Regions from separate parts of the Mus musculus genome. Here region 1 is linked to region 2. Evidence: chromatin contacts called from ENCODE Hi-C or POLR2A ChIA-PET data. All regions are on one chromosome and are shown on one strand. The core of a region is the stretch at or near the end of the contact, and the rest is flanking DNA. Distances in the headings are between cores, read along the strand shown. Region 1 overlaps Ctsb (cathepsin B). Region 2 holds the start of Fdft1 (farnesyl diphosphate farnesyl transferase 1).

Evidence for each region. A loop is a pair of places that touch in the nucleus more often than their neighbours do. ChIA-PET counts read pairs that join two places held with the same protein, here RNA polymerase II (POLR2A).
Region 1: a map of CH12.LX shows a loop between it and region 2 (2.1-fold over the local background). The contact joins the enhancer-like site here to the promoter of Fdft1 in region 2. A Hi-C loop is called at or near these places in 2 of 37 maps with a recorded cell type or tissue (CH12.LX and T-helper 17 cell). POLR2A ChIA-PET finds 5 or more read pairs at or near these places in 4 of 5 experiments (Patski and embryonic stem cell).

The regions. Positions count from the first base shown.
Region 1 is chr14:63,139,782-63,143,878 of GRCm38, forward strand. It overlaps Ctsb (cathepsin B), which reads left to right. Exons shown (of 10, transcript NM_007798.3): 9 at 1,953-2,081; 10 at 2,451-4,097. The coding sequence ends at 2,548. Among named protein-coding and RNA genes, the nearest start is that of Gm51283, 8.5 kb to the right of the region's middle. Within about 2 kb of position 1,794, at least 1 of the 3 ENCODE cell types and tissues checked has a DNase peak (open chromatin) inside an H3K27ac peak, as active enhancers do.
Region 2 is chr14:63,175,978-63,179,810 of GRCm38, forward strand. Fdft1 (farnesyl diphosphate farnesyl transferase 1) reads right to left here and starts at 1,910. Exons shown (of 8, transcript NM_001360211.1): 1 at 1,706-1,910. The coding sequence starts at 1,804.

The sequences.
Region 1 (4,097 bases), core at 544-3,043, 36 kb before region 2:
CCACTGCTCTAGAGGAACAACATAAATAATGAGTCTGTTTGATGGATCTGCCTGTCTATGTATGTATCTATCCTTTTATCTGGAGGGGATTTATTACAGTGGCTTACAGGCTGTGGTCCAGTTAGTCCAACAATGACTGCCTACTAACAGAAGGTCCAAAAATCCAGTAGTTCAGTGCATGAGGCTAGATGTTGCAGCTGGTCTTCAGCATATGCTGGAGTCTCAAGAAGTAGGCTCTAATGCCAGTGAAGGAATAGCTTGCAAGAGCAAGCTGGCAAACAGAGTTTCTTTCTCACTGCAGCAGACAAATGTGGCCCAGAGTAAAGCTGGGTCTGCTCACCTGCAAAGATCAGAATTAAAGGTGGATCTTCCCACCTCAGATCCACATTAGAAGTGGGTCTTCCTACTTCAAATGGTTTAATTAAGAAAACAATTCCTCACAGGTGTGCTCAGTCATTTGGCTTTTAGTTAATTCCAGATGTAGTCAAGTTGACAACCAAGGACAGCCATCACAGCACCTGTACCTAAGCAAGTAGAAAGCCTGGTTGACCAGATCTCTAAACACCCAAGCTTCGATCAGCCGACAGTGGCCTGCGCCCTTACCTTACCCCTCCAGTGAACCCCAGCAAAGCAGGAACTCTGAAAGCTATCTAAAGCTTCACAGATGAACCCAGACATGGAATCTCAGGGTGTAAAACAAATAATTGGCCTTTGGATTTTAAGTTTGCTTCATAACTTAAAAGTTTATCAGAACCTTTATTTTCAAGCCAACCTAATAATATTTTTGTAGGATCCCGCTTTTTAAAATTTGCATTCTTAAGTGTATTGGGCTTCCAGAAATATTTTTGGAAGTGCTAGGAATGGTAGAGTACATCTTTGATTTTGTCACTCAGAAGGTAGGGGCAGGCAGATCTGAGATTACCTTGGTTACACAGTGAGTTGCAGGCCAGCTAGGGATATTTAATAAGACACTGTCTTAAAAAAAAAAAAGTATATACACACACATTTAAGTCAGATATAGTGGCACCCATATGTAATCCCAGCATTCAGGAAGCAGAGGCAGAATTTTGAGGTTTGAGGCCAACTTGGGCTTTTTAGACCATATCTCAAACACACACACACACACACACACACACAACCTCCATACATACATACATACATATATACATACACACACACACACACACATATATATATGTTTGTATATATATATGTGTGTGTGTGTGTATATATATATATATATATGCATGCATAATACATACATACATACATACATACATACATACACACAATCTATGTAATCTCCTAATACCGTGGATACCCTTGTCATAGATTCTGTTCTATTGCTGTGAAGAGGCACTTCTTTTCTTACTCACTGTTCTGATGCTCTGCAGAGACCCATAACCAAGGAACTCTTAAAAAAGAAAGCATTTAATATGGGCTTGCTTACATCTTCAGAGGGTTAGTCCACTGTCATCATGGCAGGGAGTGTAGCTCCCCAGACATGCTGTAGCTGAGAACTACACCTTGGTGCACAGGTGTGTGCATGTATCAGGGCCGAGGGGTACCACAGAGACAGATAGAGGAACCCCACGCCCGCAGTGACACACCAGGCAACTTCCCCTCCACCCCCCTTCTGCCACTTCTAATCCTTCCATATGGTGCCATTCCCTGGTAACAAATGATTCAAACATGAGCCTGTGGGAGCCACTCTTGTTCAAACCACACACCGAAGCTCCCTGATAAAGACTATGGGTGCTGGAGACCCAACCCAGGACCTTGACATGCTAGCAAGTGCTCATCTTGAGGCCCTCCTCCAGCTTTCTAGAGATTTCAGTGTAGGAGACCAGTTGGTTCCTGTCAGCCTATTCTGACTAGGTGGCTAGCTGTCTTGGGAATCTGTGAGCAGGCAGTGAGCTGTGTTCAGTGATAACTGCCTTTTTCTTCTTCAGGAGTATACAAGCATGAAGCCGGTGATATGATGGGTGGCCACGCCATCCGCATCCTGGGCTGGGGAGTAGAGAATGGAGTTCCCTACTGGCTGGCAGCCAACTCTTGGAACCTTGACTGGGGTGATAATGGTGAGTGGCAGTCCCCCTCCTCAAACTACATAAGCAGCTAAGGGCCAGAGCATCATAGCCCCTTTGCTCCTCTGTGGCCTGAGGTGTGGACCTGACTACCTAAATGTATAGATCCTTTGGTCTAGAACCATCTGTGAGTCCCAGAGCTCCATCACATGAGCAGCATGTGACGAGAACTGATAGTTTCAGATGATGCTGGGTGTCAGGTAGCTCACCCTGGCTCCTGTGGTCCCAGCACTTAGGATGCTGAGGCTAAGGGTGGAGTGTGTGGCCAACCTGGGTTACAGAGTGGGGCATCCTATGAACATAGTAAGGGTTAGGCCAAGCTCAGAGCATACTTTGAAAGCATCTACTTTTTCTCCATCCCAGGCTTCTTTAAAATCCTCAGAGGAGAGAACCACTGTGGCATTGAATCAGAAATTGTGGCTGGAATCCCACGCACTGACCAGTACTGGGGAAGATTCTAATCTGCTTTGACTTCATTGTCCAGTCCTTAGGGGCTTTTTCCAAAATTTAGCGGCCCTGGCAGGGAATGAGGTAGACAGGGGAGTCTTTGATTCTTTGAGTTCATCTAACATGCATGAAGCTTTTGGCAAGATTTGGACGACTGGACCAGAGCTGCCTGCCATCAGAGCTACCCTCCAAACACTGTCCTTACCTGGCCTCCTCCTAGCCCATCCCACGACAGTGATCACAGTCTGCATCCTAGCCTCTCCCTAGACTAGTGCGGTTTGTAGTGCCTGCTGTTGTGGCTCTGCCTGCCATACCTCCCACCCCCATCCCCATCCCAGCATCCGAGGACCCAAGGGCTTTGACTGCAGGACTTCCAAAAGAACGAACACTTCACGAGAGGACAAATGCCACCTCTCAGCTGCATCTTGAAGCTGGTCACTTCTGGGTCTGTGGCAGGCATTCGTCAATGGCCCAGTGCAGTTCTCTGGAGAAAGCTACCTTTTCCCAAGGCATCTGCATCCATCGACATTGGTAATGTGGCCAGCTCTCCTTGGTCCTGTCCTCAGCCGATGCTTTTTCAATAGGATTTTTATGCTTTGTGTACCTCAACCAAGTATGAAGAGCTGTACTGGTTTTATAGATCACCCCCAATTGTATGGCTTAAAACAAGCTACATGGTCATGGTTTGCTGTGTGACCGACAGATAACCACAATGAAACTAGTCTGGAAAAAAAAACTTGCTTTTTGTTGTAGTTACCACTTAACCCTGTAGTTTAACAAGGAATGTCTGTGCCAATAAACCAATTCTCCCTCTGCTTGACATTGGCAGGGTGCACGGTTCTGTGCTGCAGTTTCAAGGCTTTTGTCTCTCCCCCTGGTTTCCTGTCACCCTCAGAAATGGTTCTCAAAACCGTACCTGTAACTGCTCACACCTCGGAGCACTTCCTCCTGCTTAGAGATAAGGGAGCTACACTTGTTTAATTAACCAAGGCGGGCACTCACATACATATGACCCGGACTGCCATCTTCTTAGAGGTCATTTCCCTGGAGTGGGGGCCAAAGCTTGCGCACCATGTTTAAGTTTTCTGGGTTACTGGATTTCATGGATTTTACAAAAATCATAGTGAAGTACAGTTCAAAGGGAACAGGGAGCCTCACTCATCAGCGTTGTCCTATGGATCTGTTACTTCCTGCTAAGTGAGAGGGAGGGGCTGGTTTCTCTGGAAGCCCGCCTTCCCATGTCGGCAATCAGAACTATATCAAAGAAGCTCTGGATGCCTGGCGAGTGCTAGAAGTGTAACTCGGTTTGAGGCAACCTGGCTTGGGTACTGGGGCTTTAGTACTGCAAGACAGTTCCACCGGTCTCAACTACACCCAATAGTTCCCTCCTACACTTCCTTTCTTGCCTCACCACATGCCCACCTGCAACTCCCTCCCTACCTCGCATAGCCAGTGAAGATGAGCTAAATTAAGAGAAGAGGACCCTGAACATCCTCTGATGGAGCCCAGGAAACCCGTTTTGTTATCGTATGCTTGGGGGTGGCTCTAGATGTCTTCCATAAC
Region 2 (3,833 bases), core at 660-3,159:
TTCATCTTCACACATTTCTGTTTTGTTTTTATTTTTCTGAGACAGGGTTTCTCTGTGTAGCCTTGGCTGTCCTGGAACTCAAACTCTGTAGACCAGGCTGGCCTTGAACTCAGAAATCCACCTGCCTCTGCCTCCCAAGTGCTGGGATTAAAGGCGTGTGCCACCATGCCCCGCTCTGTGTACCAGTTACCTTGGGTGTTTGTTTGTTTGTTTGTTTTTTGTCTTTTTGTTATTTTGTCTCCCCCCCCCACCCCCGCAGAGCTGAGGACCAAACCCAGGGCCTTGCACTTGCCTAGCAAGCGCTCTACCACTGAGCTAAATCCCCAACCCCCACACATTTCTGACAAGCTACTTTGCTCAAGGCAGTAAAGGCCTGTACATGAAGAAAAGATTATTTTCAAGCCGCTTCTAATTCAGATTTGCCAGGAGGCTGAGATGGGGATCAGAGGCAAGTGGATCTCTGAGTCACAAGGCTGGCCTGATCTACAAAGTGAGTTCCAAGACAGCCAGGGCTTACACAGTGAGACCCTGTCTTGAAAAAATAAAATTCAGAACCGAGTTAAGAGAACCCTGAAGTTGTTGCGAGACTGAAATAAAGAATCTTGCATCTGAAAGTGGCTCTGGGATCACGGGTCTAAGTTAAAGGGTGCTAGAGAAGGCAGGTAAGGAGACCTTGCAGGTCAGAATGAACTACCTGTCACTGGAGCTGTCAGGAGCTCAAGTTGGATTATAAAGCAGATTCTTGCTCTTGCTCTGATTACTTATCCGTGCAAGAATCTGGCAACTGTACCTTCTTCTCCCCTGAAACCTACTCTTGGCGTTCATTTCCTTGTGGACCCTGTCTATGCCCTTAATTACACTGCTATCCATGTTTTACCCCACAGAGTGCCCATCACTGACAGGTGTCCAGGGTCTGCTGAATGGCTGAGAGCACTTGTTAGAGCTAAATCTTAAAAAAGGGAGGATTCTGAATGAGAAAAGCAAGGGCACCAATTAAGAATACCTTTAAATAAAATACAGTGCCTGATGTTTCCAGTGAAGGGGAAACGTTTAAGTTTTTGATGTTAACTGGATGTGTCATCATGCAACAGTTACATACTTTTGTCAGAGTAAGTATTATCATAAAAGCACGCGTTTAAGAAAGGGAACAGACCAATGAAATACGAAAAAAACCAAAAAAACAAACATGTTCTGGCCTCTGGCAGCCAATAACTAGTAGGAACTTGGACACAACAAAAACCGTAGGAAGCACCCAGGAATAAAATAGTGGCTGCAGAAAGGTGAGTAAGCTTATGCGGGAGGTGATGTCTGAAAACTGGAAGGAGTGGGTGGGGCGAAGTAAGTTTCATTCCAGTGAAAATAGGCACGATAACTCCTCCAGGGTTCCTTATGTTCTCAAAATTGTTCTCAACCGTGTTCTCTTTAATCTCAATTCTGGAACGCACCCATTTAGGTAAAAATAACTCCAAGCTTAGAAGAACAAAATACGCAGCCAAACTACCAAGAAAAGCAATGGCTTGAACAGACAGAAACCTTGAAAGGCGGGGGGGGGGGGGGGGGGACATGGCCCTAGTGGGGGTGCGCGACCCAGGCAGGGATCCCGCCTTCCGTGAAGACCAGGGTGTCAGAGACCATCCATCCTCTAGAGACCTCTTGTGCGGGAAGCCGCCACAGGCCTGCGAGGGAGCAGGGATGCTCGACTTACCTGGTCCATCTTGGGTATAAAATTCCGCCGGCCTCCCATGCGGAATCGCAGCAGGTTATAGAACTCCTCCGGGTGGCCTAGACACTTGACGAACTCCATCCTTGCGACTGCTGGGCGCGGGGCTCACCTGTCGGGATCTCCCGCTCCCACCTGTGTTTAGACGCCGGGGAGTGGGCAGGGCGAGGAGGCGGGGCCAGCGCCGGACGTCCCGCCCACCTCCCGCCCTCCTCAACCGGCCGCGCCGCTCGCGCCTCCAGGCTAGGACGCGCGGAGTGGACTGACGGACGTTGATTGGCCAGAGCTGCTCGCACCAGGAAAACGTTAACCAATCGGAAGCCGGAGGAGCCTGGCGCGATGACCACACCCTAGAATTTGATTGGAGAGCTGGAAAGCAGCCAGCGAACACGATTGGTACCCAGCAGAGAGCCTTTGTTCCTGCGTGTCGTAGGCTGGCAGCGAGCGAGGCGCATGCGTGGACGTTCTGGAGTTCCGCGAAAGGCTTGAGAGCTTTGCACGATCCTAGGGACCTCGGCCTCCAGTCTGAGTTCACCTCTTGATATACCTAAGGGGTTGGCTGGCAAAGCCGAGTCAGAGTGAAAGGGTAGCAGGGACTGGAAACGCGCCTCGCGGCTTGAGAACAGATAAAACAGTCTTGCTTTCCTCCGAGGAGTTTACAGGGGCTCGAGTTTACCGGGGCTTTGCTGAGCCCCGGGAAACTCCAAGCGGGACAGCGCACAGTATTTCTCAGACTTCTCCACCCGTCTTTTGTGAGACGACATGGCGATGATTCTTGGATCCCATTTTCAAAGCTGCAAAAACAAAGGGAACTGAGCTCTTAATACCTCTCGATGTTCTAGTTGACGTGAACCAGGACTTATGTAGTGCTTGCAAAATCTGCCCGAGATTGGGCCTCCCAGGGATGTGATGGGAACAAATACCTCCTGCTCTCCCCAGTTAAGGATTGCAAGGAGCGAGGAAGGGCTCCCTCCCAGTTCTATTGGTAGTTGATGGTTGCTGGTGGAATGACTTAAAAAGTTACTAGCATAAATGATACATAAGTTTTATTATGAAGTCTTCATACACTTATATAATGTATTTTTATTACATTCCCCTTTACAGTCATAATTCTTACTGTTCCAATTAGCCTTCATTTCTACTTACACCTTTTTATTATATTTTGATGTGAGCATAAGTGTTATCACACACATACCATGTGTGGAAGTCATTTCTCTTCTTCCATTTGACTCCTGGAGATAGAACTCAGGTCATCAAGTTCGGTGGTGCCTTTGTATCACCTAAAGATAGACAAAGATTTTAAGTGGTATGTCTGCTAGTAAGTTGCCCATACTTCTGTTAGTAACCCTAATTAAACCTACTGACAGATCAAGAAGAAAAATGACTAGTTTTAAAGACAAGTTCAAGAAGAGTGGGGGCGGGAAGACGAGAGAATAATAGGGGTTGAATATGATCAGAATATATTATATACGTTATAAAATGTCATAATACAGCCCATTGTTATATATGGTGAATATGCTAGTAAAAACATATTAAAATTATTAAAATGTGCCAGTTTGGTCCTCAATGCTTGAGTCCTTCTATAGAAAACTTCTGTGTTGGAGCTTTAGTCTAAAATGGGGAATTTTAGAGATGGGAATTTCATAGGGATTATATATAAACAAGGCCACAAGGGCAGGCCTTAAAATTAATTCCAATGGAATTGGTGTCCTTAACTACAAGAAGAAAATATCAAAAAAGCCCCACCACCACCACCACCACCACACACAGTGAAGTCACAGTGTTCTAGAAGGTGTATTCCAGGGCAGAGACAACTGAATATGTCTTACTCTTAGACTTCCATCTTGAAGATCTGTGAGGAGTGAAGGATTACCTAACCACTCAGTCTTTGATTCTAATTTCCATTCAAAATATCAGTTTATTAGAAACAGCTGGAAAGTCAGACTTGGTCCCATCAGTTCCCATCAGAGTGGTAGCCAGCCCCTCCTTCTCACCCCAGCCTATGATACTCCCAGCTGTCAAAAATGGTAGCTCTTGTCAAAATGACCCATCGCAGCTGTCCTACAGCTTTAGCAAAGCACAGCTGCAGGGGATGGGTCCTCAGCCAAAGCCA